Regions from separate parts of the Mus musculus genome. Here region 2 is linked to region 1. Evidence: chromatin loops called from intact Hi-C (ENCODE). Cell type or tissue: heart. All regions are shown on one strand. Each heading gives the region's core, and the rest is flanking DNA. Links, peaks and the distances in the headings are about the cores only.

Region 1 (16,087 bases), core at 3,761-11,760:
CGGTGTAGAAGGCGGAGACTGCTTGAAGTACATGGAGGTGCTGGGCAGTACCTCGTCCTCGGGGCCGGAGGGAGGAGGAATGGACGGCTGCTGTTGCTGGTGGTGGTGGTGATGATGGTGATGGTGATGGTGGTGGTGGTAGCCATGCTCGCGACCCTCTTCCATCTTGATCAAAGGCCGAGGCCCAGAAGGCGGCATTTGGTACAGGCAGGAGGGCTTGAGTTCGCAGCTGCTGGGGTAGCCCTCCATGAAGGTACTGAAGCTGGGCAGGGATGTAGTGGCGGTGGCCATGATCCCCGTGCTACCGAGGTCCATGGTCAGCTTGGTGTAGTCGGGGTTCATGATTTCTGTGGTGTATTCCGAGCCATAAGTCTGCGTGGCGTAAGTGGACCCCGGAGGTGAAGGGCTATACTGGGCTTGCACGCAGGGCATATCTGCAGGGACAGAGAAAAGGGCTCAGAAGCCAGTTGACACTCCATCTGCAGCTGGTTCCACTGCTCTTGAATCAGGAAACAAGAAAGTGGTATCCTCTCCCACCTGCTGGCAAAGACTGAATGCTCCTAGCTTACTTTCTTCCTGGCTGGGAAGACAGCTGAGTTCCTGACTGTCAAAGGGGCCCCAGGGGCGATAAAAATGGACTCCCTGGGGATGGCTACATCCATCTTCCCTCCCTTGCTCTGTTCATCAAATCTGGATATAGATGCTTTTCCTCATAAGCCCAGGTCATTTAAAAAATTAGTTTAAGTCCCAAGCAGCAGCAACAACAACAACCCAAAAACCATTGGAGTGGTCTCCCTAGCCATAGGGAAAGGAAGGAAATGTCTTGTTAATTAATTTGGAGAGGAGGCCATTGGTGCCCCCAAGACTTACACATGTTGATTGGTGAACCTGTGAGTTAGTGAAAAAAAAAAAAAAAGATGTCCTGTGTAGTACAAGGGAGGCAGTGACATGCTAACATTTGATGAGTGCCAGCTAAGGCTGCCCACACAAGTTGTGGCCGCTGTTCCCCACCCACTCCTCCAAACAGGATTAGCAGCCTGCACAAACTGGACCCCTACTGATGACTTCAGCCAGCTTAAGTGGCGAGGTGGGCACGTAGGCCCAGGAAATGGACTGGGGGAGTCGATGCCATCTGCAAAGAAAAAGATCATCTGTAACAGCACACCCACCAAACCTGCTCTCTCCTATATACTGTGTGTGCGGATGCATAGATGTATATAAACTTCCCAATTCTGACTAATAGGATATTCTGACATAGTAAGATTAGAACCATTTTATAACAACAGCTAACCGCTTGTCTAACAGGCACATTAATCTAAGTATTTTCTCGTGAAGGGGGTGGGGAGAAGAGAAGAGAGAAATTTCAAAACAGATGAAGTCTCTCTGCCAGTTTGCCTAGGCTGGACCCCAAAGCAACTGGTTTAGGGGTGCTTGCCATAACCACAGAGGTTGAAGTAGGTGAGAAGGCCCTGAGAGTCACTGTCTCTTGTGGATGACTTTTCTAATAATTTTCCTTTTTTATGGCTAAGTCAAAGTGGTAACATGGGGAGTTTCTGGTGGTTGGTTTTTCCGAGTCAAACCCAGGTGCTTCACTTCTTCTTGGAGGGTGGGGTGTGAAGGTGTGACTAGCAGAAAAGTGGCTGCTTCACATTTCCCTTGACATCTTTCTCTTACCCACATTTCCAAAGCTGATTGAGTCATGCGTGTATGGGATGAGATCTTGACGTGAAAAAAGGTGCTGAGGGCCTGTTGGAAGAAGCAGCATTGAGGAGTGGCCAGTTCATGCCTGCCTTCTCCAGTGAGGCCTCCTGAGCTAGCTTGGAGTTAAAGGATTAAAAGGAGCTTGGTGTCTAGTTCTTAGGATGAAATGGAAGCTGTTTAAAAGAAGGGACACACAGCCTGGCCTTTTCATTTCCCTCCCTTGCATCTCTAAGAATCCCTCGGAATCACCTGCCATTCTGTCCTCTCCCTATTGCTCTTTGTCTTTCTGAAGTCTCCAGCAGGAGAGTGACTCTATCTGTGTATCTTTGGTGCCTACCCAGGCCCACCTCTTCTACCTTTACCAAATTTGTAAAGAGGTTGTGTAAACTAAATCTGAGGCCTTTATACTTACTTCTGTTTGTAGCTCACATGGGTTTCCCTTGCCTCTGAGCCTCAATCATCCAAACTCCTGCCTCACAAATCGTTTGGGTTTTAGATCAATAAAAATGTTCCCTATCTCCCCAAGTGATCCCTTAAATGAATATATTGAGTATAAAAGGACAAAAACAAAGCCATTAAAAACAGCATATCCTGATCTCTTGGAATATATGCTTTTCTTCTTAGGAAACATACTTTTGAGAAATGCTTCGTATAATTTCTCTGCTCTGCTTGGTAGTAGCATAGGGTGTGGTATACAGCGGAGCTTCGTGCCAAGAAGCCACCTGTGCTGTGAAATGTAGGGCCAGGAGCCCTACATGCTGGTACTGGGCAGGTTGACCAGACTGCCCGCTGGTTGTTGGTTTCTCCACCCATTTCCCTTGCTCGGGAGGATAAAGGGTTTCAGACCTACCTGGAGGGTATCTTGCGCGCTGAATGGTGGGGCTGGGGGTCTCTCCAGCGGAGGCTGAGAGTGTAGGAGGCGGGGACGTCGGGATAGGCGAAGCAGCAGCCGCTGTGCTGGCCCGCTCTGCTGAGGGTCCAGGCTCAGCGCCCGGGCTTGTCGGGCTGCGCTCTCCCGCAGTGGGCTCTGCAGGCACCGAGAAAGGGAACAGAGATTGCGGTAAGATTAAGCTGGGTCCTCTTTCCCAGGACTGGGTGAATGGGGTGGGGGTGGGGGACCTGTAGAAACACTAGATAATTACAAAGAATTGTCATAAGGTTAAGTGAAAGTGCTTAGGGCTCACGGAGCTACTGGGCAAGAAGCATCACACCGTCGTAGGAAGCTAAGGGAAGGTTGCTGGCACCCAGTAAGCTCACAGCCCTTTCTTTTGTGGTACACGATCTGATGCTAAAATCCCCCCCATGGTCGTCGCCAAGAAATTGATCTTTTCTACACCCACTGTTGGTTCCCAGCTTGCGAAGTCAGGAAGACCGAAGGGGGGCACTTGAGGAACGAATAGAAGTCCGAATAAGGGGGTGGTGGTGGCGTCAGGGAGTATACTGAAGAAAATAGCCATTTTTCAACTCCGACGGCCTCCACTCCTCAAACACAAATTTTACACGCCGCATAGGAAATGCACAAGGTCCGGAACGAATGCATGAATGCCCGGAGGAATTAAGAAAGTCTGCGCTTTTCATTCTAAATGCTAATGGATCTTCCCTTCTATTAGTCGAGAGTTTCGAGGGCCAGGGGTCAAGCAAACAAAAGGGCACAGAGGAAAGGCCTGTGCTGGGAGCCGTGCGCTCCGCAGACAGCTTTGGCTGCTGCTACGACGGACCGAGGGAGGTCCCCTGCACTCAGCGGGCGGTGTCCCCGAGGGTGGGCGGCTTCAAGGCTCAGGGCCACCCGGTGGCTCAGAGGGGGTACATTCCGGAGGGCGCTCAGAGCGGCTCCCAGGCGAAAGTCCCGGTGCACAGCCTAGTGAAACTTTGTGGTTGGAAGCTCAGCTTGACTGGCAGGGAGGAGAGCTCCAGCTGCCCCTAACTTCGGCTTATAGCGCCCCCCTTTGTTCGGGGTGGGCACACCTCAAAGGTTAGGAACCTGCCCCCTCCCCCTTGGAGGGGAACCCAACCCCCAAACTAACCAAAAGATCTCTGGTGAACGCTGGAGCCAAGGGGTAAGTTTCATCTCCTGCCACTCCGGCGCCCAGAGTTTGCTTGTAGAGAGAAAGAGACCCGGGTTTCCCAGGTCTAGGAAATTCTCGATGGCCAGGAAATGGGGGATTCCCTTGCCATCCCCAACCAAGGTACCCCGACGGAAACCTTGCGCTCGCTGAAGCGTTGGCACGAGTGGATCTTTCCACAGCTGTAGCATGTGCTTCTCATCCTCCTCCTCTCGCATCTTCAAAGGGGGGGGGGGTTCCTCCAGCAACCCCACCCCCTATTCTACTGGGTTTCCTATGCCCACTCTCTCTGGGAGCCTTTCAAGAGTAGTTTTTCTCTAAGGGGCAGCCTCTGAACTCGGTTGGGCGGGGGTCGCGCCTCCCCAGGGAAGGGGTTCCTCTCAGAGGCCGGCACACCGCCCATCGTCCAGCCCAGCCCAGCACCCCATCGGCCGCCCCCCACCCCCATTGGCCGGTTACCTAGGTAAAGCCTCTGCGCCTGGAAACACGTTCTGTCGCTCCGGCTCGTGGCCGCTGGGGCCCGGAGCACAGAGCCTCGGGGTTGTAAATTAGGAAGAAATAACTACCTCTGTCAAAGCCCCTTTCTTTCTCCGGGGCAGACGAAGGGAACACCCCCGTGTTCCTCTCCCCGTGGTGAAGTGTGTGGAGGAAACCGTGAAACACACCATTGTGACCTGGGCTCCTCCGCGGAGTTTCCAATCGGGGAGCGGGGGCGGAGGTTGGGCGGGGGCAAGAGAGGTGGAGGAGAGACCGGCAGAAAGGGAAAGACAGAGATTCTCAGAAAGACCGAGGGAGCTTAGGCAAACCCCGGGGGGGGGGAGAGAATTTCTGTGAGCGAGTGCTGGGTCCGGGATTTGGGGGTGGGTGGGGGGTGCCTGTGGAGGGAGGGAGTGGTGCCACCCCCACCCCCGGCAGTCTTTGGCGTTATGTGTATCTTGCTGGGTTAAAACAACTCCAATAAAGTAATTTCATTCATTGTGTTCAGTATGCGCGTTGGGCAGCTTTTCTTTCTCCAACTTGGTTCTATAAGAAACATTTCCCGATTGTTGGCAAAGGAGCTCCAGAATTGGAACAGCGGAGGAATGGCCGAACCGAACCCTGTAACCTCTCTCCCAGCCCTCCCAGGCCCTAGGATAAGCAGCTCCAGAGCACTATTGACCACAGTCCCCGCGGCTCTTCCCTCGGGAGAAGCCGGGCACATAAACAAAAGGCCAGCTCCAAGAACGTTCTTGGAAATCAAGGGACCAATGCTCATGAGCTCCCGCATGACTGCCGGAAGCCTCCAACAGGTTCGAGAGGTGCCTTTGAAAGCCAGTCTCCGCCGGCTGCGCTCCGCTGCTCGGCTCCCCTTTTCACCATCGAGAACTTTCCTTTCTACTAAGAAGAAAACACTCGGAGCAACTTCTCCGAAAGCTCATTGAAAAGTAACACAAGCCTTTCCCACACCAGCCAAGGCCTGGAGAAGAGGGACCTGGTCCCCACGCGTGTCGGGGCGCGAGAGTCGGCAATTACACCCGATTACCTCCATGGGGAAAAGTGTAAACCAGCAAGTCGGCGACGCCAGGCAGACGTGCCTAGTGGAGCCCGGGGCTCATTTCAATACAATAAGCCGCATTCCTACAATTACACCCTCTTTGCTGAGCTCCTCCAGAGCCTCTGCAAACTCCGGCCGCTGCTGCCCAGGCACTGGCCCTCCTAAGCTTTCTCCCAGACAACCAGCTCCGTTTCACCATTAGACACATTAACTCGGACCCACCAGAGTCCCTATTTCCAATTCCACTTAAAAGGCAGGAAAATTACTGCCGTTCATCACCGGGGCTCCAACTCTGCCTCAGCGGCAGCCGCTGCCGCCGCCGCCGCCGCCGCCGAGAGCATCATTACCATGACAACTAGAGCCGAAATACCCTGAATTACGACGCTGGAGCAGCTACAGCACAAATCCAGGTCCTCCTCTTTGTTAGAGGCTTTTAGCCTCTTTGGGTGGGGAGAGGAATCTCACAAGCTTCAGAGTCCCTGAGGGCCAGCTACAAGGGAAAAGTTTCAGCTTGGAACCCACCGGTAGCTGGGCGAGAAAACCTGAAAGGGGAGGCGGCGGGAGGGGGCCACCCCATATTAAAAGTTGTCAATTTCAGGAGCGACACTTCCCAGCGCGCCAACTTTTAAGCAAGTCCCCACATTAACTGGGCATATCGTACGTACTTGGGTGCTGTGGCGGTTCCGTCTTTAGAGCGAGTTTCTAGAGAGCGACCCCGAAATCTGGATTGGGGGAGAGTCACAGCTGCTGTCCCGGAAGGGCTGCGGTGCACAAACCCAGCGGCTCCCAGAGGCGGTGAGCGGCTGGCGGGGGATGCTGCGATCCCAACTCATGGGAGAGCGCCGCCGAGAGGTTCCGCAGGCATCCAGTCTCCGGCTGCGACCAGGGGGTAGGATGTCGCCACGTTTCCCACCTCCACGGACACTGCGGGCTCTGTCAGCGTTGCAAAGTGAGCCCTGGAGGGGCGTCCGGCTGCGGCGCGGCGCGGCGCGACACTGGCGAGGGAGCCGGGTGAGAGGGGTGTGAGCGCGCGGGAGAGAGTGGAGTGTGTGTGCGGAGCGTGTGAGCGCGCGTGTGTCTGTCTGTGTGTGCAAGTGAAGGAGCGGGTGTGAGCGTGTCTGTGTATGGGGAGCGGAGGAGGAGCAGGCGCTGGAGGGGTGGGGGGCGGGAGGCAGGAGACTCGGCTCTCCCGGCTGCGCGTTCGCTCGCTCTCTCGGCACGTCATTTATGCCACAGGAGCCCTAGCAGCCTCTCCATAGAGTGCCTGGAATGCGAGACGTCAATGTGACGACATGGGACGCTACGTCACCCTCCTCCTCCCTCCCCTGGCCCAGCCGGTTCCGCGTGTGCGAGGGTGTGTGTGTGTGTGTGTGTGTGTGTGTGTGTGTGTGTGCGCGCGCGCGTGCGCGCGTCCTCCGGCCATTCTCACGGCCGCACAATGGAAACCACGGGGAGCTGCGGACCCCAGCCCTGAGGCTTCTCAGATTCGCGCGGCCAACCCCTCTGCACGGGAGCCGCTTGCCAGGGCGCCGGTCTACCAGAGGGTGCCGCAGCCCGCCCGCGGGTCAGGCGGGACCGCCCAGCTGTCAGGCTCCGGGTGGAGCAGAGTTGGAGGAGTGCTGCTGGCTCGCCTCCGAGGCTGCCCCGAGGCATCTAGCCAGGTCCAGGGGGTAAGAGAGAGGACAGCTCTTCCGAAAGGGAAGGCTACGCCAGCCAGCTTCTCCGAGTGACCTGGCAGTCGCAGCTGAAGGAGTCTGGCACCAGGCCGAAGACTCCCAGAGGTGCAGCTGTGCTTCCCTCATGCAATGGTTCTAAGGCTGTTTACGTCCCTCTGGCCCTCTGCGCCTAGGCTAATTTGCCTCTTCCTCCTGTCATGCTGTTAGTGTTTCACCCTAGGATGCAGACAGTTCCAGGGACAAGATTTTATTTCTTTTTACTTATGGTGTGAGGTTCTTGACTGGACGCTTTATAATCCAAAGAAGTGCACATCCAGCCACGCGCGCGCTGCACGAGAAACTATATATAAAACAAACACACCACACGTGTTGAACAGCTGAGTGAGTCTGACTGTTCCTCTACTCCCCAGCACCGGGTCAGACATGGAACTCAACTCGCATTTGAGGGTTGTAGATGCCTCCCCTTCCACCTCTCAAATGAAATATTCAAAATCAGTCAACAGGATTCATTAGGTTGTCTCTAGGGGATCTTAACTATGGTCTCCTGGGGCGGGGGGCGGGGGGGGGGAGGTACATTTGTCTTCCAAGTATGTAGAAAGTCTGGGCGACTGTATAAGGGACAGCGATTTTTTCCTGGAAAAAAATTTAGGGTGTCACTTTCTTGCTGAGAACAAAACAAAACAAATAACAAAAACAAAACAAAACAAAACAAAACATGTTTGAGTTAAGAACTCTTAGTTCCAAAGGTTGCTGCTAACTGAAAGTAACCTCTTTCAGAAAAAAAAATTTTTTTTTACGAAGACGTTAGAATGAAACAACACAGACAGACGCGGTCTCCAGTGGTCTGCTAGAATCTCAAGTGGCATTTTCTTTTGATCTGCCCCAACAATTGAGCGTGTGGGTGGCAAAGTTGGGGGAATAGGATCCCCTAGTCATAGCACATGCTTCAGAATCTAAGAAGGTTCGAACTAGGACCAGAAACTCGAAAAACAAAACAACACATGCATAGTGTGTCTCTCTGTCTACGCCTCCACTTTCACTTTAGCCGGCTGGTGTGCTTAAGACCGTGAGCGGACGCTCCGAAAGTTGTCCCAGTCCAGAGGAACCGAGCCCCCTGGCTGCGGGTGCGTTCCCATCCTAGCCCAGAAGGAAGGAGGGCGCTCCTACATTGAATCCATTCAAAGGCTGGGGGTTGGGGGAGCAGGACCTGGAGCCGCGCGGCGCTGACGCACGCGAGGCGCGTGATTGACGCAGGCGATGTTTCTAAATTGGGCGGTTGGCCGGGCCCAGGCGGCGGCGCGCGCGGCAGATAGCGGAGTAGATTCCCCTCGGTCACCCCCTCCCGTCTCCATTCAGCGCGGCGCGGCGTGGGGCGGGGCGGGGTGGGACGCGCGCGTCCGCGCCGGGATCCGGCGAACCAAATATAGACGGGTCCCAGCTATTTTTAGTGGGACGTCGGGCGCGCGCACGCGCGCGCCGCGCTAAGGGGCGCCCCGACTCTGCCCGGAGAGCGGACTGCCGAGTCGCCATCTTGTACTCGGTTCGACCCTGTCTGATGCCCGGCAACGTGGGGCCGAGGGTAGGGGGCTGGAAGGGAGGCGCGGGCGCGAGCGAGGCGCGCTGCCTGGGGTGCGCGCGCCCCGAAGGCCGAGCGCGATCCTCCCCATCTGCTCGCCCGGGCATTGCAAGCCTCTGGGCCAGGTCCCGCCACCGAGCCTGCCCGACCAGCCCCGACTCGCGAGGGGGCGGAGCTGCCTGCGGCCACCACTTCCTGAGAGCCGGGGATACCCATCCCGGACGTCACGGAGGAGTCGAGGCGGCGGTGGCGGCCCGGGGCTCAGCCTGCACTTGCATCATGGGTGCAGCAGCAGCTGCCCCGATCCTTTGTGCCTTTTTCCCCCTATTGAGTAACTGCTTTGTTAACTGAAAATACCATGACGGACCAGTGTGATCACCAGTTCCAGACCTCAAAGAAAGTGAAGCTGTCAGGCAAGAAGAGGGAGACTCCCCCAGCCGGCTGCGATGGTATCTGGTGGGTGGGTGTGTAGAGAAGCACTTGACAGTTTTCCACGTATTACTTCTTGCCTAACTCTTCACCCTTAAGAAGGTTTAAAAATAATTTTATTTCCATGCTGTAAAAATTTCATCTGTGTTCTGCACCCCACCCATTCTCCTTCACTTTAAAATCTCATGCAGAACTGGAATCACTCAATTCAGGAACCCTAAAATTAGGTACAATTTTTAGGAGACATGACATCTTTCCATGGAATTATAGAATGCGTTCCATTTTCTAATTTAATATGTGAAAGGTCCTTGCTCACTCGGTTTATTATAAAGTCACTAACTTTGTTCATGTGAATTGGAGGGTTCCGGTGTCCTGAGTTGAGACAGAAGTAATTTACCGGATCTATGATAATGCCACTTATGTGTGTGGTGGTAACAAAACCCCCGGTATCATGGACACTCCTGGATTGAAGGAGGATCTTCTCCGGCTCTTAGCACTTAGGACTCTATATAAACGGTGCTTTTTATTTCTGGGTAGTAGTATTGGGGGGGAAACACTTATCCTAGTTTACCTTAAAAAATAAATTTCACCCTTAGCTAGCTGGGAATCTCCAGGAGCAGATTTGATCTTTGAGTGGGTGTGCGTTTGGGGACCGATCCTGGCTATTTTTACATTACTTTCTTCTTGTGCTTTATTTTATATCCTTCCAGTCCTGAGGGTCACTCAGGTCACCTGCCCTAGTTCCTTAATGCTCAGTCAGGGTGAGCTAGTCTACTGTTCCTAGCTGGGGCTGCCTAGGGTGGAGAGCTGGATTCACTGTGGGAGAGTTTGCAGTGGTTATTGATAACTGACAAGTTTCTGAAACTCAGAAGAAAAGTCATGAAAGCAGAGCCAGGTCTGGGCACCCTCCTCTGCTCCATCCAAGGTCCCTAATGAAGGCAGCTCTTTCCATGAGCCAGACAGACTTTTTAAAGTATATGTTCATAGCTATTCTTTTCTGCACTTTAAAGGCCAGACTTACTACAAATAGAAAACAATATTCTGTGAGGCCTATGCAATGATTTAATTTTATTTTTAGAAATCTATATTACTTTTTTGATTACAATATTCTTAAGTGAAATTCAGTACTGGATACAACTATATCTCCTGTTTTCAGATACCAAATAGAATAAGTGCCTTAATCGGTGGCATAATGAAGACATCCCAGGTTTGGTCCTTTCTCTAGAAAAAAAAAAAGGACTTTCATGTATGTTCTTGCTTGTAATGTTAAGAAAGTAATTTCTGCTTTTTCAACAGCAGTCTGTTAGAAACTATCTATACAGTAATTATTATAGGTTTGTAAGATAACTTTCATTTATTTTATTTTGATGTGGATTTGTAATGCTAATTTGCATGAAAAAAGAAAGATATATTTCTCTCAAAAAATAAAATAAGAGATTTGAGGAAATTTTGTATGTTCAATATAAAACAATTATTTTTAACAAAAGTAGGATTAAAAACAACTGTCTAAAAAGAATGCCATGTAATCTTGTTGATTTTACTAGTGTGTAAAGAATGGTTACTATTAAAAGTAAGGAAGGGTGAAAAAGAAATATAATCCAAGAGCCGGTGAGATGGCTCAGTGGGTAAGAACACTTGGTATGCAAGCATGAGGAGCAGGGTTTGAATCCCCAGCATCTATGTTAAAAGCCATGCATGGCTCTGTGTCTAACTCAGCTTTGGGAGACAGGAGACATAGAGATCCTGGGAGATTGTTAGCTAGCCTCTCTGGCCAAACCAGCTTGAAACTCTGCTTCTATGAGACCCTGTGTCAGGAGAATAAGGTGGAGGGCTACAGAGGGAGTTGTATGCCCATTTCTGATTTCCACATGTATGTGCACCCGCACATGTTCATGCACCATATACACACCTACATGCATTGCACACACACACACACACACACACACACACACACACACAGAGAGAGAGAGAGAGAGAGAGAGAGAGAGAGAGAGAGAGAGATTGCAAGGAAAAGTTGTCATCTAATGAAAATAAGTTTTGAATTTTAAGTCTGTATTTTCTAAAACGAGGGCAGAGGTTCTATACAAAACACATGCATGCACACACACAAGCATGTATATATAAAATTTACTGACTTCAGCTGATACACACACACCTTCAGTTGTACCTGGCCCCAGAATCAAGGACCATTGTAAACTTTCAAATCAGTTTATCTTTGTCAGATTAGTCTTCCTAAAATACACCTTTTGTTTTGTTACCTATGGCCTCAAAAGGCTTCAGCAGCTGGATTTTGTCTCCCCAAAGACAAAGGTCTGTTATTTCCAGACTCTTTCTGTCTATCTGAACTGCTATCCCCCCCCTCCCTCCCTCCCTTCTTCCCTCCCTCCCTCCCTCCTTCCTGGATAGCCTTCTCCTTCCCCACTTGTTAGAGTCTAAGATGAGCTTATGAAGAACCAGCTTGCGCCTTTTGTCTTTCATTGTGTTCTCCTTTTGCTCTCTAACTCGCTTTTGTCCATAGCTTACAATCCCGCCAAGCCACAGGCATCAGACCCCTGCCTCACATCCCTGAGAATTCTGTGGGACCCAAGAGTGTTCACAGATCATAAGTAGCCCTAAAATGTGCCCTATCTAACTTGGATGCAGACAGATGGCTGCCAGAGTAATTTGTATGGCAGGTATACGGGTAGGGCACTTTTGGCGTGGATGGATAAAGTTGAGGTCACACTAGCGCTGTTTGCTTTACCTGAACTTTTCATATTCCTGACTGAACAGAGCTCGTCAAGGTGCCCGCCAGAAGCACAGGCAGCTGCGTGGTGACACAAGGAAGTGACAGTTTGGCTTGTTGCGTAGGAAGCTTTGCTGTGATCTTTTCTTTTCTTTTCTGGCAGACTTTTGGTTTGACTCTGCCTCTGTTCTGAGTTCCTTCCTCCCTGTTTGGTTTCTCTTAGGCCACTTTCAACTCTGAACTGTGGATGCTTTAGGCTCCCAAGTGTTACTGTCTTTCTGGGGAAAACTACTTGAATACTTAGAAAACTGGGAACTATGACATCTATGTTCAGTCAGTTGGATGCAGAACATTCTTGAATTTCTTATCGTTTCAAACGTTGAAATAGACTCGTATGCCACTCTGTTATGTGGGGAGACGAAGTGGGCAAAGATTTGGGGATTATGACTTGTTACAAGCTCATGCAACTCAAACTGGCAAATCTTACTTTAACAAAGAAAAAAGCTAGACAAACAACGCAGGGAAGAGTTCTGGTTTTTATAGAACATTTTGTAAAATGTAAAAACCTGAGATGGAAAGACTGTTTTGTGGCATAAGGGCTAATAAATAATATTCTACAGTGTCATCAATGGCTTCCTATCCACCTGCCATGCTCATGGCCAGGAGAGGCTTGTAATCTCCCTTAAAAGATTACTTGATTCTTAGTCCTGTTCTTCCTTGTCCCTGGTAGGTGGAAGGCTGCAGTCATTTAGGAGGGAAGGTTTACTGCTCATGTGTAACAAGCCAGTTTTGGTTTTACCTGGCTGCTCAATTCTTGTTCATTATCCCAGCCGTGAAAAAAAATACTGACACACACGTTTGCTTCCATTTCTCCAAAAGTGTGAGGCCGTGTGGCCCAGAGGCAGGGACGGGCCTTGGCTACTGTGAAGCCACTGAATCTTGGTACATTAATCTTTTAGGGGCCTAAATGCCAGGATCTGTAATCAGCAGTGTTGAGTCCCCTTTCTGATCCTTGTAGGTCCTAAAGTTGAATGCTTTTCTGAACCACTTAAATTCTGTGAATCACCAGCCAGCCTTGCCTCAGTCTTCCGAGTTACCACTGTGGTCAGGAGGCTCATTAAGTCTTCTGTGGGGCACCTTTGCTTTCGGTAGTACTGCTACATTGGTAGTAATATTTTATTACATTGCTTTGGCTTGCATGGTAATGAACTCTGAACTCCAGCCATCAAGTGAGTGGGGTCTCAGTGGTCTGAGAGTTAGTGTACTGCCAGCATCAGAGCCCCATCCCTGTCCGCAAGCTAGAAATGAGCAGAAGCCTGGATAGTCCAAAAGTCATTTTATATTTAGCCTTGGAATTTGTCTTTGAACACTCATCTGAATATGGATGAGTCACAAATTGACTTCATACAAATTAGCAAACTTTCTTGGAGCCGATTCTGTTGTTTGCTGCTCTTCATTCCTTCCTGATCCTTCCTGCATGCTAGGCACAAGTGGGTTCTCAAGAGTAGCAGCCAGGGCAGATCTGTCCTCCGGTTTTTTCCTAGAGAAGGATGGTGCTGAGATGTGATATAAAGTCTTTGCCTGACCTGTTGAGTCTGAGTACAGAAAGTGGACTATAGAGGCAGGTCACTGGGAAGATCCAAGAGCACATAGAGTGGACCATAGAGGCAGGTCACTGAGCAGTTCCAAGAGCATATCGAGGGGACTATAGACAGGTCACTGGGAAGATCCAAGAGCACATCGAATGGACCATAGAGGCAGGTCACTGGGAAGATCCAAGAGTATGTTGAGTGGAAGAAACGCTGGCACAGTGATGAGAAGCACAGCAGACTACTTGTGAACGTGTTGGTTCTGTGGTTGGATTCATCTTCTGGATGAATAACCCAGCTTTGTAGGCACTGGAAAGCTCTGAATTTTAGCAGATTGCAGGTTTCTGTGTTGTCAAAGTCAAGTTTGGATAGTAAAGACCGTTTGTCCATTACGGTTATTTTTAAAGAGCCCGTTCCACATATTTAGGTATCTGGTTTCCTACTTAGATCGTGTAATTAGTAACTGATTCTGATTTTTTTTTAACCATAGTACATTTTCCAGTATTTATTCAGCATGTTTATAGTTCAGTACTGGAAAAATTCTTGCCTGACATCTGTTCTAGATTAGTTCCCTATTCCAGTTATGTTTTCCTGTTTTATCAACTGTGGTGAGGAGAGAAGAAAGCCATATTTTAAAGATTTCTGCTATTGAAGTGTAGTAAAATGAGTAAATTGTCTTATTTTTTTCTAATCTCTGAAAAAAAATATTATTTTAAATTCCCCTGTTAAGTCACCATTTTAACAAGCAACAATAGAAAAAACTGGATAGAAGTTGCAATGTATTTACCATAGCACCAACACTTTTTTTGTAGTTGTGAAATTGACTTTTTTAGCTTTTCAAACATTTTTTGAGAGACTCTTGTCTCAGACTCTTTTCAAATGTCTTTGTGTTCCCGGTGTCTCGGGCCTCTGACTATTTCTTTGGATGACGTTACTGAGCCCTCAAAACGGTTCTGTATCAGAGTAAGCGCTCTGGAAAGCATTTGATGAATCCATGAAACTGGGTTGTAAGAAGCCTGTTCAGAATATTCTCTTTTCTGTATTCTTACCCACCTGCAGCCTGCTGAGCCTTCTGTGGTCATTTTACTCATGGCTCAGGCACAAGAGGTGAGGAGAAAGTCCATTCTACATGGCCTGTGCACCACTGGGCCTTCCCTACAGAGACTTCGGGATGTCCCTGGGTCACTCATACTGACACCTGTGTTCAAATGTAGAACCAATTTAGCCATTCAAAGGAGTTGTTGCACTACTTTGTGTGTCCACACAGGTGTGTGTGTGTGTAATTAAGTAAGTAATTTATGCATGTGTTTGTGTGGTTGCGGGAGTGTAGGTTCATGTCCGGGGTGGTGGCTAGAGGTCTAGCCCTCTTTACTTCTGTCGTTTTTTGCTGCAGAGTTGACAGACTGGGCCAGACTAGCTTAGCTGGTCAGTGAGCTTTGAGAATCCTGGTGTTTCCACCCAAGGCTCCCAGATCAGGGATTATAGATGTGCACCATTACTGGTAGTGTGGCTTTCTACGTGGGTGTGGGGGATCTGAACTCAAGTCCCTGTGCTTCCATGGCGTAGACTTTACAGCCAGAACCATCTTCCCAGCTCCTTCACTACTTTGAGACTCCCACTCCCCACCCTCAAGAATTCATCTCTGGTTTGTCTCTTTGTTTTGATGAACCATTTGTGATGCCTTTGCAAGATTTCATTCTCCCCTATTTTCTTCACTGCCCCTGTCCTTGGTATATAAGTGCTGGCATCGGTGGCTTCCTCCTACGTAGTTGTAGACCTCCAACCATGCCTCTCACTGTACTTTCTGGCCCTTTATGCTTCTCTTCAAGGCCTTCAAGTCACTTATGTATGTGCCACTGGCAGGCTGTGGGTACCCTTTTCTGGACTCTCACCTGCTGCCCTTCCCCCCTCACCTGCTGCCCTTCCCCCCTCACCTGCTACACTTTCCCCATTCACCTGCTGCCCTTCCCCCTCACCTGCTGCCCTTCCCCCCTCTCACCTGCTGCCCTTCCCCCACTCACCTGCTGCCCTTCCCCCTCACCTGCTGACTTTTCCCCTCTCACCTGCTGCCCTTCCCCCACTCACCTGCTGCCCTTCCCCCCTCTCACCTGCTGCCCTTCCCCCACTCACCTGCTGCCCTTCCCCCTCACCTGCTGACCTTTCCCCTCTCACCTGCTGCCCTTCCCCCACTCACCTGCTGCCCTTCCTCCACTCACCTGCTGCCCTTCCCCCTCACCTGCTGACCTTTCCTCTCTCACCTGCTGCCCTTCCCCCACTCACCTGCTGCCCTTCCCCCTCACCTGCTGACCTTTCCCCTCTCACCTGCTGCCCTTCCCCCACTCACCTGCTGCCCTTCCCCCCTCACCTGCTGCCCTTCCCCCACTCACCTGCTGCCCTTCCCCCTCACCTGCTGCCCTCCACCCTCACCTGCTGCCCTCCCCCCTCACCTGCTGCCCTTCCCCCTCACCTGCTGCCCTTTTCCCCTCACCTGCTGCCCTTCCCCCCTCACCTGCTGCCCTTCCCCCTCACCTGCTGCCCTCCACCCTCACCTGCTGCCCTCCCCCCTCACCTGCTGCCCTTCCCCCTCACCTGCTACCCTTTCCCCCTCACCTGCTGCCCTTCCCCCCACTTGCTGTCACCTCCTACTCTTCCAGAGATGACTTTCTCCCTGACACAGGTTCTCTCACCCTGTAGCCAGGCTGGCTTCCAGGTTGTGGCAGTTCCTGCTTTCCAAGGCTGTCGCACCTGGGCACCCTTGTCCCCAGCTCCTTTCCTGGTTTCAGATACATCTCAA
Region 2 (16,087 bases), core at 5,347-13,346, 240 kb after region 1:
CTCTCAATCCTGAGCAACAGCCTCTCCTCTTGACCACTCAGCTTGTTTCCGTCTCAATGCTTCCTTCCATGATATCCCGAGACTATGCCCAAGCCTGCCTCAGACACACTTCTCCTGGGTCTTTATGCAACTCAGGACTCCCTGACATACCCAAGGAAAGTCCATTTTGGTAACCATCCAGAATGCTAACCGAAAAAATATTTGGGGGTTTTCATGTTAACTCTGTCAAATCAAGTTAAAAAACATCATTCATAGCCAGCAATTACCAAATCCGCTCATGGCCTTAATGAAGGGACTTCCTCTTAGAATATCCATCATGAGAGGAACAAGACTGTTCTGTCCAGCAGCCATAGCCCCATCTGAATGAATGTCATATGGGGAATGTATCTATCTTAGAGGCCAGGAGAAATTGGTCTACTGGGGGCAGATTCTTGCTTTCTGAATTTGTGAACCTCTTTACTGGGTATCATCTTAGCTGGAACAGGTCATTCTTACTCCCCTCCCACCCCCAGGTATGGATGGCCCCTCATCCTTCCCCATCATCACCTGACACCTCAAGGCTCAACCTGAGGTGGATGCACTCCGTGGAGCAACTTCTACTCATAATCCATTTGCTATGTTCACAACATGATGTTGGTTATTGTCTCTCTATGGCACATGAAGAAACTTTGACCTTCTTGATCAGGCTGGCCAAAAGTCTGGGGAAGAGATGGCTTGGAAATGCAGAAAGTAAGGTCTCTCTACCACAGCTTCTCAATAGAATGGAGAATTTGATATAAAATGAATGCTAGTAAAAAAAAAACTTTTATTTTCAAAAACTGTGTGTGGGTTATAGTTTGCTGACTCTGAAGCAATGGGGTTGTGGGTGATGAGGTGGAAGATGGGGGAAGTATCTTACAGATGCAGCAAATATTCCTGAGTGTACGTGTCTGGCATGATAAAGAGCCTATATATAATTCGAGGAACTAGTGGCCTACTATGGGAAATACTGGGTGAATCACACCACCATAATTTAAAGTTTCAAATGCTCAGAGCCATTAGAAAGGTGAGGGAAGTCAGAACTTAGAGCTTTCTGGTACATGGAGAGGTCTTCCCTGGGGTGGGGGATGATTTTATTTTGCAAGGTTTTGGAGACAACTCAGTGGAGCTCAGAACCTTGCATATGGGGTTGGGGAGGCATGTTTGTTGAAGAACTGGTGTGATTGTATCTTTACCCCCCATCCTGTGCCCACTAGTCAGCAGTCCAGGCTTAGTTAGTTGCCAGGTAAAGCCCGCGTGTTTATATTTAGAGACCACTGTGGGTCTGGACTTGGGATGGTGTTCAGTGTATGTGAGAAGAGATCCAAATTGGGTCATGGAGGGATGCAGGTGCTTATGGGCAGTAGAAAAGGAGAAACTGGACTACAAAGCCTGCCGCAGGGCTCAGTCACGAGGAGGGGCAGTTCCATGGCTGTGGCGGCATGGGATCGGTACTGAAAGTCATAATGCTGTGGCTACAGCCCCCAGATTTAGACCTGGGCCAGAAGGAGTTCCCCACACCACCAACAAGGAGGATCTGGCTTTGGCATAGTGCTGTGGCGCTCTGAGCTTAAGTCTCTGCAAAAACCAACCCCATTTGACAAGTCGAGAATGTGAAGCTTTGAGTAATGCCCTACTGTGCCCAAGGAGGTGAGGCAGGGTAGTGTGACCTCACAGCCAGCGGCCTCTTACCATCTGGTCCTGCCCACCACACAAGCCCAGGCTACAGACAGAATGAGGAATCCTGATCAGTAAAAGCTTGTTATGGACACATAGTTCAAATGTGTGCTATAAAACAGAAGACTCCTACCCGACCGACCTCAAGCTGTGGGTCCTTTAGAATATTCTGCCACCTTGCACGTTGGCTAGGAGGACTGGGCACATTCAGCTTCTAGTTGCAGGGCATGTTCCCATTCTGTGTTGGCTTCTAGGAGGCCTATCTCAGGGTCCTTGCTCTCAGCCTCTTCCATGTGTCTCTTTGACTTTTTATTTCTGTTCATTAGACCCTTGGAACGTTCTCTGGGTTCCTGTGCCAGCAGCCAGGTCTCACCGTCTATTTTAGAGGGCCTGAGTCCTGGTCTCCCATATGACCTGCTCCAGTTTCTATTCTAAACTCTTCTCCAGTGCACAGACCCAGGAAAGCACAGTCAAGCCCAGTGGAAACTCATCACTCGACTGAAAATTGTGCCTCTTTACGGGACTAGAACCCTGGTGGTATGTGATGAACTCATACCTCCAAAGAGACAAAGAAAGGGAGGGGGCTGGGGAAATGACAGTGGGTAAAGTACTCACTGTGTAAGCATGGGGTCTGGAGATAAGACACACACACACACACACACACACACACACAGAGAGAGAGAGAGAGAGAGAGAGAGAGAGAGAGAGAGAGAGAGAGAGAGAGAGAGCACCAGCACCTTATAGCCTAGAGCCTGGGAGTCAGAAAAGGAATCCACGGAGCATGTTAGCTAGTTATGCTAGCAAGTCAATGAGCTCTGAGTTCATGTGAAAGACTTTAACTCAGTGTGTAAGGTGAAGAGCAGTTGAGACAGACACTGGGCATCACCCTCTGGTTTACAGACAGACACACAAACACACTACACACACACACACATATGTATATACACACTAACATACACACACATATAATCACACAAATATCTACACACATTATTAAGAGAGACGGCTCTAGGATTGTCTTTGAAGAGTAAACAGACATTGTTCTGTGTCTGTGATTTCAAAGTTACAATTTTTAAAAAAACTGAATATCTAAGCTAGGGTACAGCACCCCCTCCCCCAGCATTTCTTTCTTTTCATTTCAACATTTAAAGCTTCCGACAAGCGAATGTCCACACTTTCCTGTCTAAAACACCTTGGTGTTGCAGCCGCCCTGCTCTGTGGGAGCAGGAAGCTGGTGGAGAATTCCAGCACTTGACTTTGGGCCAGCTCTTGCTTTAGCAGAACAGCTCTGAGCTCAGTGTCCCGAGTCGGAGCCCCCTCTCCAGTCGGTGCTTCTGCCCACACTGCCTCTGCCTTCATCTGGTCTTCTTCATCTTTCCTTGGACTGTTATTTCAACATTCTGGAATGTGATCCTTCTGTTACCACGTTCTCTTCATCCACTCTACTCCCCACACTGCTCACAGAGCAAACTCTATAAAAAGCAGAGTGAATCTGCCCTTCCAGCCTGCAAAGTCCCAGGGCCCTGGTTTCGTTTTGCTTTGCTCCTTTGGGGTCTCTGTAGCTGTCACCGTCCTTGGAGAATTTCCTCCCATAGGATGGCTCATGGGAACAGCATCTCTCTAGTCTGAGAGAACAAAGGTGACTAAGGCCAGTTCCCTCCGAGTGTCCCACTCTCCAATGCTGCTCCTCCAGCCTTCAGCAAACACATCGGCAGGGCAGTTATCATGCTAGGAGATCTTTGCCAGACTCAGGAAGTGGCACACAGGGTAACCATGCAAAATCTGTAATACATGCATGACACAAGGAAAGTCTTTAGACACCTTTTGTCTTTTTGTTGCTCTGGCTGTTTGTGGAACACCTCAGAGTAGAGGCCTCACCTCACACCCTTGCTTAGGGAATTGCTTTCTCTAACTTCATTACATCCCAGGCACAGGATCCCAGGGAGAAATCGGGTCTGGGCCCTTGCCTGTGGGTGTCTATGAGGCTGCTGATACTGCCTGAGTCCTTCCAGAGAGGCTGATTTCTTCAACTACTTCTTAGGCCCAAGGCAAGCCATTGGGTTTAATCTCTCCTCTTTCTTTCTTTCTTTCTTTCTTTCTTTCTTTCTTTCTTTCTTTCTTTCTTTCTTTCTTCCTTTCTTCCTTTCTTCCTTTCTTCCTTTCTTCCTTTCTTCCTTCCTTCTTTCCTTCCTTCCTTCCTTCCTTCCTTCCTTCCTTCCTTCCTTCCTTTCTCCTTCCTTCCTTTCTCTTTTCTTTTCTTTCTCTCTCTTTCCTTCTTCCTTCCTTCCTTCCTTCCTTCCTTCCTTCCTTCCTTCCTTCCTTCCTTTCCTTTCTTTTCTCTTTTCCTTTCTTGAGACAGCTATGTAGCCCTGACTGGCTTGGAGCTCACAATGTAGACCAGGCTGACTTCAAACCTACAGCAATCTGCCTGCCATTCTCCCCAGTACTAGGATTAAAATCATGTGTCACCACATCTCTGCGGCTTTTCAAGGGGTCCATCCCACCCACAGTTCCCTTGAGGACACCATGACCTTGTCTCTTTCAGAAACCCCACTCAAGCTGATTTCCTAACCTTCCTGGCTTTGCTTGTCAAGAGAGGAAGCCAGGAAGTGACCTGTGGATGACAAAGATGAGTTGGTATCCCCAGCCACGTGCCCTGCTACTTCTGGTCATTTGTATGTTTCTTCAGACTGCTGCAACAAGTTACCACAAATGCTTTGGTTTAAGGAGCAGAAGTTTATTCTCCCTCAGTCCTGAGACAAAGCCCCAGGGCAGTGCTCTTGCAGAAGGCTCCAGGGGAGACAGACTCCTTTCTGCTCTCTTTCCACCCCAGCGAGCCCCAGGCAGTCCTTGGTTGTGGCAGCTTGCTCCTCCTCTCTCTGCTTCTGATATCACTGCACAGTCTGATGTCCAGTTCTCCCTCTTCCTTCCTATTATGGGGACACCTGTCACTGGGTGTAGGTCCACCTGGATAATCCTGGATAAACCATCAGAATTACTTATATAGTTCTACTTGCAAAGACCCCATTTAAGGCCACATTCTAAGTTCTAGGTGTCAGGGCAAGGATATTTCACTTAGGAGATAGAGGGGTGTGAGCGAGGCAGAAATTATTACTCTGTGCTCTACACCCATAGTGCTGTCAGGCTGACTGTGCAGAGCCAATACAACTCACTGTTAAAATCCAGAAGATCCTTTCAAAATACAGTCTGAGTTCTTCTTAGAAAGATCTGGAAGATGGTAGAAGATGGTGGTAGGTTTTCCAGGTAAGCAGTGGGAGAGATGTGGTGTCTGAGGCATAGGGAGCTGTTGGCCCAGAATGGATGCCACACTGAGCACTCTATTGTAGGAAGGCCTGGCACCAGAGAGTTATACTGGAGCCACATTGTAGAGCTCTGTCCATTGCAAGGTTTCAGAGGGGTGGGACACTGCTTTCGGAATATTTCCATGGGTTCCCTTGCCCAATATATTTGTCCAATTCACTTGTATCTAAGACATGCCAAGTCTTAGTTTTGCTTCTTCTTAGGATGCTTTTCTTCCTCTTTTGATTCCCTTCCACCCTTCCTTGTTGAGCATCCTCATGTTTCCATCTCTCTGCAAACTCAATTCGTCTTTAAAGAACATGCTCCAGCATTATCTTGGATGCAAATCTTCCCACACTAGAGGACCCATCACCACTTGCTCCCTCTCCAAGACCTGCAGCAACTACACACTGGCCTTCGAGGCAACTGCCAGACAGAGTTGGAGGAGGAACTAGGGAGCCAAGCTGAGTCTATTAGTACTAGGGAGGAGACAGCACTAAAGAATCTACAGACTGCCTCCACCCAACATTTCTAAACCCACCCAGTGGCTCATTTCAAATATCTGGATCCATTGTATCAGAGATGGATAAGGAGGAAGATAAGGGGAAGGCTCCAAAAGATGGAGTAACAAAGGAAAAGAGAAAAACAAAAACAAAAACAAAACAAAACCAAAAAACAAAACAAAATGAAACAAAAAAAACCAAACAAACAAACAAACAAACAAAAAAAAACAATCAACCAATCAACCAACCAACCAAACAAAAAACCAGCAAAGATAAGAGCCATCCTGATTGTGTTCAACTCTCCCTGAGAAAGCCCTACTCAAGAGTAAAGAAACCTGAGCCCCAAGATGTGCTCCCCATTAATTTCCCACATCTTCCTTTCCTTATGTATGCTCTCTACTTCATGACATGACATAGGAGGTGAGCTAGAAGAACTGGGTGGTTCTAGGAGCAGCTGTTATCATGGACCATTTTGGTCTTTGTGTGTTGACTATTTTTGAATAAAACATCTGGGTACATAAGATTACAGGAGTACAATGTTGGAAATTGCTACAGGCAACATGTTTTGGGGGAATTATTGGAGAATTAACAAACTTGAATATAAAAGTGACACAAGACTGCAAAGCACATATAGAACAAAGAACATGTTGCCTCTCAGAGGGTTTAGGATGTAAGGCAAGGGACATATGCCTTTCAGAGTTAGTGTAATGCAGGCCAGACAATGATGCATGTAGTAATAGGGCAAGTTCAAAAGGATCCAGAGGGATTTCAGGAAGGGGAATTCCAGATGTGTTTTACAGATCAGTAGAAAGCGGTCTCATAGCAAAGAAGGGAAATAAGGTGGGAGTGGGGAGCAAGAAAAGGAAGGAGTGAGAGAAAGAAGGAAAGGAAAAAGAAAGGAAGGAGGGAGGGAGGAAAACTGGAAGAAAGGGCATTCAGTAAGAGGGAACAGTCTTCACTGAGTTCTTGGAGATCAAAGGTGAATGACTTGGTGTGTCTGAATACAGGGGATTCTGGGGGATGCGTCCTGATGTGGGAAGCCACATGTGCCATTACAAGATGGCATTGGCTACCACTGGCCCATGATTATGGGTAAACAACCAATGTGCGCATGTGCAGAAGAGTTTTTTTGCTGAGTCACTGCCTGGCCCGACACATATTAATGAGGTACTGGTAGCATAACCAATCAGGTATGGACACATCACTCCTAGGCCTATATAAGCAGCACCATTTCTGGGCTCAGGGTCTTTCGCCTATGCAGTCAATGCTCTCCCAATAAACGTGTGCAGAAGGATCCTATTGTGGCGTCGTTCTTGCTGGCGAGTCGGGAACTCACATCCTGAGAGAGATTGGTTGATGTCTTAATCATCTATAGTACATTTTATTGTCATTAACCAAATATGGCTCAAATCTGATTAAACCTTAGAGGAATATATTGAGTGTGAGGACAGAAAAGTCCAGAAATTGTTCAGATGTCATTACTGACTTATTTCTTTTTTTCTACATCTATTCTTGAAGTCCATCTTCTGTCTTTCTCATCTGCCTTGTGCAGTGCTGACCTGATTCTGTGATGGTGCCTCAGCCAAAAGATGGCTGACTCTCCTGTTAGGGCTCTGATCTTCTCCGAGGACAAGGCTTCGGTCAAGAAGTAGAGAGAGAAGAGCTTCTGGAAGCTGCACTGCGGGACTAAGGTGGTCCATTTGCAGGAATTGTCTTCATGTCACCGAGTGACTTATACCGCATGCTTATTTCAGAAACTGTAACTGGCTCTGTTTGCTGCCTTAGGTCGAATCACAAAGAACTATCCTCAGGTCAAAGTCAGGATCACCTTCCTCTAAAACCAGTGGGCTTCTAACAAGCAAGCTAGTGACTGAAGGAGGAGAAATACATTGGGAGATGAGGTAGCTATATAATCCATAGACGCAATTGAATGGAGATTCTACATGTAGCCAAGGATCTGCACATGTGAGGAGGAAGTTATTAAGAAGAGATGTCAGCTTGTAGTGGATCAGATGGAGATAGTGATGGAGACATTCTCTTCCCAGGAACAACCACATTAGAGTTTCTATGTCCAGTTCTGCTGCCATTGTCTCATGGAGTGGCTGTCAGTTTCTCCTGGCAGAGTTGCTCTGTTAATTGTCATCTACAGCAAACAAGCCTCTCTGTGTGGGGTTAGAGATACCTTCATCTGTGGCTGTAATCAATAGGTTGTTAGAGGATGTCCACTTAGAGAAATAATAGTAGTAGCTTCACTCATAGAGACTATGATCTGTCTACTCATTGGCTCTTGGCCCAGTAGTGGTGTGTTACATATGGATTTCATCTTATAGAATGGGCCTTAAATCCAATATATATGCTCCCATGACATTTGTGCCACTAGAGCAGTGGATGTTCCTTGTCAAGTTGGTTGTTATTGTAGATCATAAAGTTCACAGATGAACAAGATTGCTTATTACTTTTCTCCTCCAGGAACATGAATAGCATTTCCAGTGTTACAAAAGCCAGCCGGTGGGGATGAAGTTTCCAAGTTACTACCAGCTTGATTTCTCAGTGTCCTATGACTCAAGTGTGCGGTGTCATCAGCAATATAATCTTATTGCCAAGTTCTGTTGGGTAACTGACAACAAAAGCAGCCTTACTATTTAGGGATCTTTGGGACCCCTCTAGATGACAACTCCATAAGAAGTAAGCCACTCCTGGCTTTTGTTAGCCTCTGGTGTCTAACAGGGGCCAAGCTATCACAGAATAGGATAACTCCATTTTGATTCTTCTTATGGGTGTGTGTAGACACATTTAAGGAAGCACCCAGATTTGTATATGGGTTCTGGGGCTACAAATTCTGCTCCTCATTCTTGTGTGGCAAACACTTTACCTACAGAATCATTTCCCTAGCTCTTCTCACTACATCAGCCTCCTGGACTTCTTCATGCTCTTCTAACACCTAAGCCTGTTTTACTTGCCAAGTGTTCTCTTTCAATTGACTGGAAAGCTCTTATCCTAGTCAATTTTTCTTTCTTGTCCCCATGGTGACTTATCACCTATATAGATCACCACACCCAAGCCACTTTCTGCCTTTCATCACTCTTAAACCTGTTTCGATTCATGTTTGTTAGGATTGCTTGCATGTGAGAAACACTAACTGTTGGCTTATTCTAACATCTGCATCCAAGCCAAGACAGGTGCTTCCTGCCTTGATCTCCAGGCATTCGCCATCCACAGGCAAGAGCCTGGCATCTCACACCAACTGAATCTGTCTGCATGGAGTACATGAATGTATATTTTAGAAACTTTGCTTTGGTGGCCATTTGGAAAACAGAGTTGAAGGGAAGGAATCTGTGATTTGGAAAGTTCTCCCTGGCTTAAGATGCTGTATGGATGGGGCATATGATTTGCTTCCTCTTAGACACTAAAGCTTGGAGGACATTTGGCAGAATTCAGGAGAAGTGCAGCCGAGCAGTGACTCAGAAGAGCCCTCATGGACTCCAATAGGTGGGCTTCCTTGCCTGCATGGTTGCATTCAAGCTGTGTAGTAAAAAGATGGCCCAGATTGATTTCTGTATTGGAGCTGCTGACCACATGAGCATGTGAAAGCAGAATTAGATACTTTTCCTGTGGCAGCTCCTGTCCCCAAAATCAGGGACAAGTGCTGGGGGGCGGGGGCATAGAGTCCTTTTCTAAGAGCGCCATCTGGCAGGGGAGAAGGGAGAGGTGAGCTGCAGGCAGTGAGTGCTCTGCTCGCTAGTCAGAGGACCTCTCAGCCAGCAGAGGGTGGATAAAGTAGAGACCATTCTTTTCTCTCCATGTCCTCATTGTCATACAAAGAAGCACACAGATCTAAGAGGTTAGCCCAGCAATTCTTTCTCTCTTTACCCCAGAGTCTGAGCTCTCTTCCATCTTTTTCTAAGCACAGTGGGAATAAGAAAGATCCTTAGAAAAGCTGATAAAAAGAAAAACAGAACAGGTCTCTCCCAAACCTGTTAATTACCGTTCTTAATCCTTCGTGTTTCAGAATTTATAGTCAGTGAAAATATTTTTTTCCATGGCAAATTAAAAAAAGTACAGTTTAATGCCAATTACCTTCTATCCCTCCTCCCTTCCTGTACTCCCCCACACCCCCCAGTTTTCTTTTCACTGCATGGGATGAATTTAATTCCTAGAGCTTTTTTTTTTTTTTTTCATTGTGTTTACTGAGAAATGGTAAACCTTATAACTGGGAGAACTGGGTGAACTGAAAGAAAAGGTGAGACAGACTGGAGGAGCTGGCAGGGTCCCCTTGCATCAGTGTGTGTGTGTGTGTGTGTGTGTGTGTGTGTGTGTGCCTTGCACGCGCATGTGCACTATATGGACCATCCCCTTTAAAAGGCATAGACTGTTCTACTTGGCAGCTCGGCGCAGTTGAAGAGTGTGTAAGCAGAAGTCAGGAAATCTGGACTGCAGACCTCCCTGGGTGACCTTAGGCAAGCTGTTCATGTTTTCTGAGTCTAACATTTCCTGTCATAACGTGAGAGAAATAACTTGTTCTTCTCTACATGTGATTCTGTTCCGAGAATTAAATGTATATATGAGAATGCCTTGAAAAATGAAGGTCTCTGCATTTGTAAGTCACAACTTTCTAGTTTGTCAAGTCGAAGTCTTAATCTAGAGTGGATCAATCTATTCACAGTGAGTGTTCATTCATTAGACGGGATGATTGATAATGACTGGGGATTCTGGATTCAAACCAGAAGACAGAAATAAATCCACTCCGATGATGTGTTAAACTATCTCCAGCTTAGAATGACTCAAACTGCACATTTTAGTACAGAACTTGACTATTAGGGCTAACATTGTAGCCACCGAGGTTTACACAACTTGGGGTTTTGAGGGACAGGAAGTATTATAAGGACATGTGGCTCAAGTCAAGTATGAGGTGAATCCTTACAATTAATGCTATCATTTTATTTTTCTATTTGCCATGTCCTGGACTAGGCTTGGGGACTGCACAGTACAATTGTGGCTTCTGTACTCTGGAACTCTGAAACTCACAAAGGAGACAGACTTGTGAGCTATAGGAAAATAGAGCGAATGGGCGTGGCCAGACACTGACTCGGGCCAACCTGTCTGATTTAAGTTTCATCAACTCTTTTATAGCCCAGGTGAATCTGACAAGTGGCTTAGCTTTAAAAACTCCATCTCTTTACATTTATTTACTTATTTTGTGTCTATGTGTTCATGTGTGTTGTGTGCGTGTGGGGTACATGTATGTGTGAGATTGGGTGTCAACATTGGGTGTCTTCTTTGAATGGTCTTCACCTTACTTACTTGTTTGTTTGTTTGTTTGTTTGTTTGATAAAAGGTCTTTCACTAAACCAAGAGCTAATCAATTAGCCTTGACTGACTGGTCAGCAGTCTTCAGGGATCCTCCTGTCTTACCACCTCAGCAGGGAGTCACAGGCCTGTGTGACCACATGTGGCCTTTTGTGTTTGTTTGTTTTGTTTTTTGTTTTGGCATGGCTGCTGGGCATCAAACTCAGGTCTTCATGGGTACATAGCAAGCACTTTAATGACTGATCCATCCCCCACCTCTCTGATATCTTTAAAATCGAAGAATAACAAACTATTCTTCTAAGGGATTTCTGAATGAGTTAACTTAGATAATTACTTATATATTTATCAAATATTAATTGGAGATTATGGTTGGCAGAATAAGGATATCACAGAGATGTCCATGTCTTATTCCCTAGGACATATGCTCTTCGTAGGTGATGTAGCAAAGGAAAACTGAAGCTCAAGATGGACTTAAAGTGGCTAGAAGATCAGCTGGCTCTGTAGGCGACTACCCTGCATTGTATGGGTGGGCCCAGTAAAGTTCGGAAACTTTTTTTTTTTTTTTGGTTTATTCGAGACAGGGTTTCTCTGTATAGCCCTGGCTGTCCTGGAGCTCACTTTGTAGACTAGGCTGGCCTCGAACTCAGAAATCTGCCTGCCTCTGCCTCCCGAGTGCTGGGATTAAAGGCGTGCACCACCACGCCCAGCTTACAGTTCGGAAACTTTTAAAGGTAGGGAATGAGGCCAAGAGATTTCTCAGAGTCAGAGAGAAGGGTGAAAATGCTGTGTAACAGAGTTTAAAAAATTTTTTTTTAATATTTACTTTTTTAAAATTCTGTGTTCATTGACATTTTGCATGTATGCCTGTATGAGGGTTTCAGAAGCCTTCTAGCTGGAGTTACAGACAGGTGTGAGCTGCCATGTTGGTACTGGGAATTGAACCCTGGTCCTCTGGAAGAGCAGCAAGTGTTTTTCACTGCTGAGCCATCTCTCATCTCTCCAGTCCAGTAACAGATTTGAAGATGGTAAAATGAGGCCATGAGCCAAAGATGACTGCACCTGGATTGGGTAACGTAATGTTTTCCTGAGAGCACCTAAGCAAAGGGACCTACTGTTCCCCGACTTTAGTTGTATGAGGCTCATCTTGAACTTCTGACATCCATGGCATATGATGACAAATTCGTGTTGTGTTGTTTAAACCACTAGGATTCCAATGTCTTCTTAGAGCAGCAATAAGAAGTAAATAAAATTGTCTACTAAGTGCCTCAGACTATGTTCTGAGTGCCAGAGGTACGGAGCTTCTGATGACAAAGGGGTTAGGGAGGTGAGGAGAGGAGGGGAGAGGAGAGGGGAGAGAGAGAGAGAGAGAGAGAGAGAGAGAGAGAGAGAGAGAGCGAGTGAGCATCTCACTTTTTGTATTATAGAATCTAGAACCATAAATAAGAACATGAGTAATCACGTGTCAGAGCTGTAAATGTTCTGAAGGGAAAAGGCAAGAAGACAAAGTAAGGCGCTAGAATAAAGAGATTGCTATTTTTCGAGGTAGTGTTAAGGACTGCCTTGTAATGAGATGACACTTGGACAGAAACTTGAGTGAAATGAAGACTTGCCTCCTGTGGATATCTGGGATGAAGAGCAACCTCACATGAGGCAGTATCTTTCCAAGGGCTATTCCCAAGGAGGGCTGTGACTTTGAGCCTTTAGCATCCCCAACTCCCAGCAGTTAGGGAAATGACTAACTGGATCCTAAGGGAGACTCTGCTTAGCACATTAGAGCAGCCACCACAGGAGGCTATTATAAAATCCTGCCCAAGAGCCAATGGCAATCTCTTCGTGGTCACTAGAAGGATAGATGGCAAAAAAAAATGAGCAGAGTGGGCTATTCACTTTAAGGAGAGCTCACGGGATGATTTTTTTCAAATGGATTTGATAGAATTGCTGGTATGGAGAGAGAAGATTCAAGGTCAACTCCATGCAACCTTGTCATTTACTGACCTAGGGGACATTTATGGACGATGGGCAAGTTTGAGGGGGAGACACTGAATTTTGTTTGATTTTGATATTGATGGAATTTGAAGTGCTTCAGTGTCTCCCAATGGGGAGATGTTGAGGTTAGAGGAGAAGTCAGAGCTGGGGAGGCAACTTCACCATGGCCAAAGCTGTGGGGGTAACTCACTTTAGGGAGTGAATGCTGGGCAAGCAGAGAGCCAAGAATGAGTCCCAGGGTATTTTTTCGAATGGATCAGATTAAAGGCTGTTAGCCACGAGAGCTCCCCCAAGGGCAGAGCGGCTCAGACAAGGGAGCAATACTTCTGCTTTCGTGGGACACTTGCTGGCTTTATCCAACCCCACATCCATCCACGTTCCTCTCAGGCCTCATTTCTCAGCTATTGACGAAGGGCTTCTTTCATTTTGAGTGCTCTCTATGATTCAGAAATAAGCACCATTAGTCATTTGTTCTTAGTTTTATTTTTCACTGTGCTAAAGAAGACGTAACAAGACGATCATTTAGTCGTTTTAAGTATATGCTTCGATAACTTTACGCACTCTCCCCTTGCCATACTCCCGTTACCATCGTTCATCACCAAAACATTGCCATTATCTGTACTCCAACGCTGAACACATCCAAAAGCAAGCCTCCTTTTTCTCCTCTTCCCAGCCTGTGGTCATGACAATTCTTTGCGTCTCCCACCACCATGACAACTCTTGGATATCACATATCAGTGACATCTCAGTCTATGTGCCCTTTTAGATCCTATTCACTTCATGGAACTAGTTAGCTAGCATCTTCAGTTATTCCAGGTGGCAACACGTGTCAGCCTCTCACCCCTTCCTAAGGCTGAATGAGATTAATCATGAAACTACCTGTGCCCAAATTCTGTCCTGTGAGCTGAAGTAACCTTGGGTGTGTCCTCTGAGTCTCATTTCCTTGTCCTTACATAGTGAAGAGAGTACTCAGTCCACAGACATGTTGGATGGACCACTTCATGTGATGGATGTGAAACTGCTTTTAGAAGACTAGGATGCAAGGGCTATTTTTAGCTAGAAGAGGCCAGTAGGTTGGCTGCCAGGCGTGGATTCCTTTCTCTTGGCCACCCTAATGACATCTTTCCAAGCAATTCCTCAGTCCAGCTGCAGGCTTGATCCAAGCCACTTATCACGGCAGTCAAACAAATGGACTTGGTTGTTTTCCTGTCAGCATCTCTGTGCGTCACATTAGCACAGCCCAAGAAGTGTCTGGATCTGACCCATAACCTTTAGGCTCTGGGGCCTCCTTTTACATGCTAGGGGAAATACAGTCCATCTAGCCTGGAGAAAGCCCTCCTTTTCAGCCAATAGTAAGTCGTGTGTCTGGCTCCATGAGACCAGCCTGTCTTGGAGCAGGCAGGACACTAGTGGGAGGTAAGAAAAGACGCCATAGCTGAAGAATCAAGGGATCTGACAGATAGCTTGGATAGCTTGGGCCTCCTATCAGTTACCCTGCTGTGTGGTACCCAGTGTCATTTTGAGCTTTGCTACTCTGTGGGTTCTTTGTGTATTACCATCTTATACTAGCCAGATACTCTTGATCTTTATGTTGCCTCATATTTTTCACCCACTTTGCTCATTCCCTAAGGATACTCTCTTCAGACCCTGACTTTAGCTCGCCCCTTGCTTTTGTCTCTGAGCTGATGATCTCTGCCAGTTTCTGTCTTCACTTTATTTCCTTTTTCTGAACGAATTGTCTGCCATCTTCAGTGGCTCGGTTTCAAATAGATGCTTCACCAATGCATGCTGGGTGGTGAATGTAGATGGCCTCGGCAGCCACTTAGCTTATGTTTTGGAGCAGAGCAATAGATGAATCTCAGAAAAACTGATCCTCTTACAATAGTGTCTATACTCAGGGCCAGGAGACAGATTCTAAAGGCAGATGGGGCCAGATTAATCAGACTTCCAAAGAGAAGAGGGGCTTAGAGCGCATCCAATAGCAACAGGACGGTGGACGGGTTTTAAGCCATGTCTAAGTTGTGTCTTCAAGAACTCATTTGGGCAGTTAAGGAAGACTAAATTAAAGTGTGATAGCAAGAAAGCAGAGTCAAGTATAAATCTGGGATGTAGGTGAGAGAGTCCAAGAAGAGTTTTAGCAGAGAGTGATGGGAGAGCAATTGGACTTGGATCCCAGTAAACCTAGGGAATAGACAGGAGTTGAAACCAGCATTAATATTTCTATCTAGAGAGCCCGGCAGTGGTGGCACACGCCTTTAATCCGAACACTTGGGAGGCAGAGGCAGGCCAATTTCTGAGTTCGAGGCCAGCCTGGTCTACAGAGTGAGTTCCAGGACAGCCAAGGCTACACAAAGAAACCCTGTCTTGAAAAACAAAAAATAAAAAACAAACCAAAAATATTTCTATCTAGAATGGCTCATCCATGGCTCTGCCTGTAATGAGTCAACAAAGCGTGATCTCTCTCATACCCCTCACCTGACTCAGCTGCAGTGTTCTCCAAGTTGCTTCCATTCCAGGAGCCCTGCACTTATGGATCTTGGTGCCTTATTTTGACTCAAATGTCACCTCTTGCAAGAGGCCTCTTGGACCATCCATTCTGATGCGTTTCCAGTCTCATACCTGTTTCCTTCCCATGTCCCTGTCATCAGATATGGAGTCCACTTGGAGCGAGCTATCTATGTGTTTATCCCCAGGAGAATGTGGTTCCACCTGGTAGGAGCCTTGTCTGTCTCTGGCACCTAAAACAGGACCTGACTCACAGCGGGTGCTCACCAACTGTAAACTGAATGAAACGGAAGGGGAAGGAAGGAAGTTGGAATTAGATGTGAGATTATTTTGAAGATGGCTCCTGCCTCCTTTACCATCTTGCTCTCTTCCATTCTACTGCATGGAGTCGTCTCATATCTGCACCATGTTTCTTCTTAGCATGGGATCATGAGAACACCATGCTTCTGGAAAACCCAAGCCACAGAGAGACCCCGGAAGAGAGAAAGCAAGCTCTTCTGTCAGAGGAGCCCATTTCCCATCAGCTCTGTCAGCAGACTACAGCCACATCAGTAACTCCAGCATGCTAGCCAAGCCAGTGCTCTGAGAAATGCCAACTACTGAATTTCTTTCTTCACTTTGGGCTTTGAGACTAAGGGAGCAGTGGTGCCACATGCAGATGAAAAGATATAGGAGGCTTTGTGTTGCTGTGTTTTAGATAACATAGAAGTGAAGTTCTCTGCTTTTGGTTTGTTTGACTTATTTCACTAACTTTCAGGTTTGTAGATTCCAGAAAACCAAATAACCCTATT

What was found. Hi-C counts contacts between places; a loop is a spot of excess contacts. Peaks named below come from ENCODE experiments on the same cell type or tissue, not always from the same donor. Only the 100,000 strongest peaks of a DNase experiment are listed, where the experiment ranks them.
Region 2: a loop joins it to region 1, with 2.5 times the contacts of the local background. A loop is called at or near these places in 2 of 42 quality-filtered maps.

Annotation. Positions count from the first base shown.
Region 1 is chr4:48,035,593-48,051,679 of GRCm38, reverse strand. It overlaps Nr4a3 (nuclear receptor subfamily 4, group A, member 3), which reads right to left and starts at 6,375. Exons shown (of 8, transcript NM_015743.3): 1 at 5,964-6,375; 2 at 2,552-2,728; 3 at 1-434. The coding sequence starts at 432. In heart, for the core only: CTCF peaks have their summits at 6,846 and 8,104; DNase peaks (open chromatin) are centred at 6,599, 6,909, 8,339, 8,709 and 4 weaker places; H3K4me3 peaks cover 6,048 bases; H3K27ac peaks cover 5,225 bases; H3K27me3 peaks cover 560 bases.
Region 2 is chr4:47,801,165-47,817,251 of GRCm38, reverse strand. No RefSeq gene overlaps it. Among named protein-coding and RNA genes, the nearest start is that of Gm46853, 140 kb to the left of the region's middle. In heart, for the core only: a CTCF peak has its summit at 9,197; no DNase peak of the experiment used is centred there.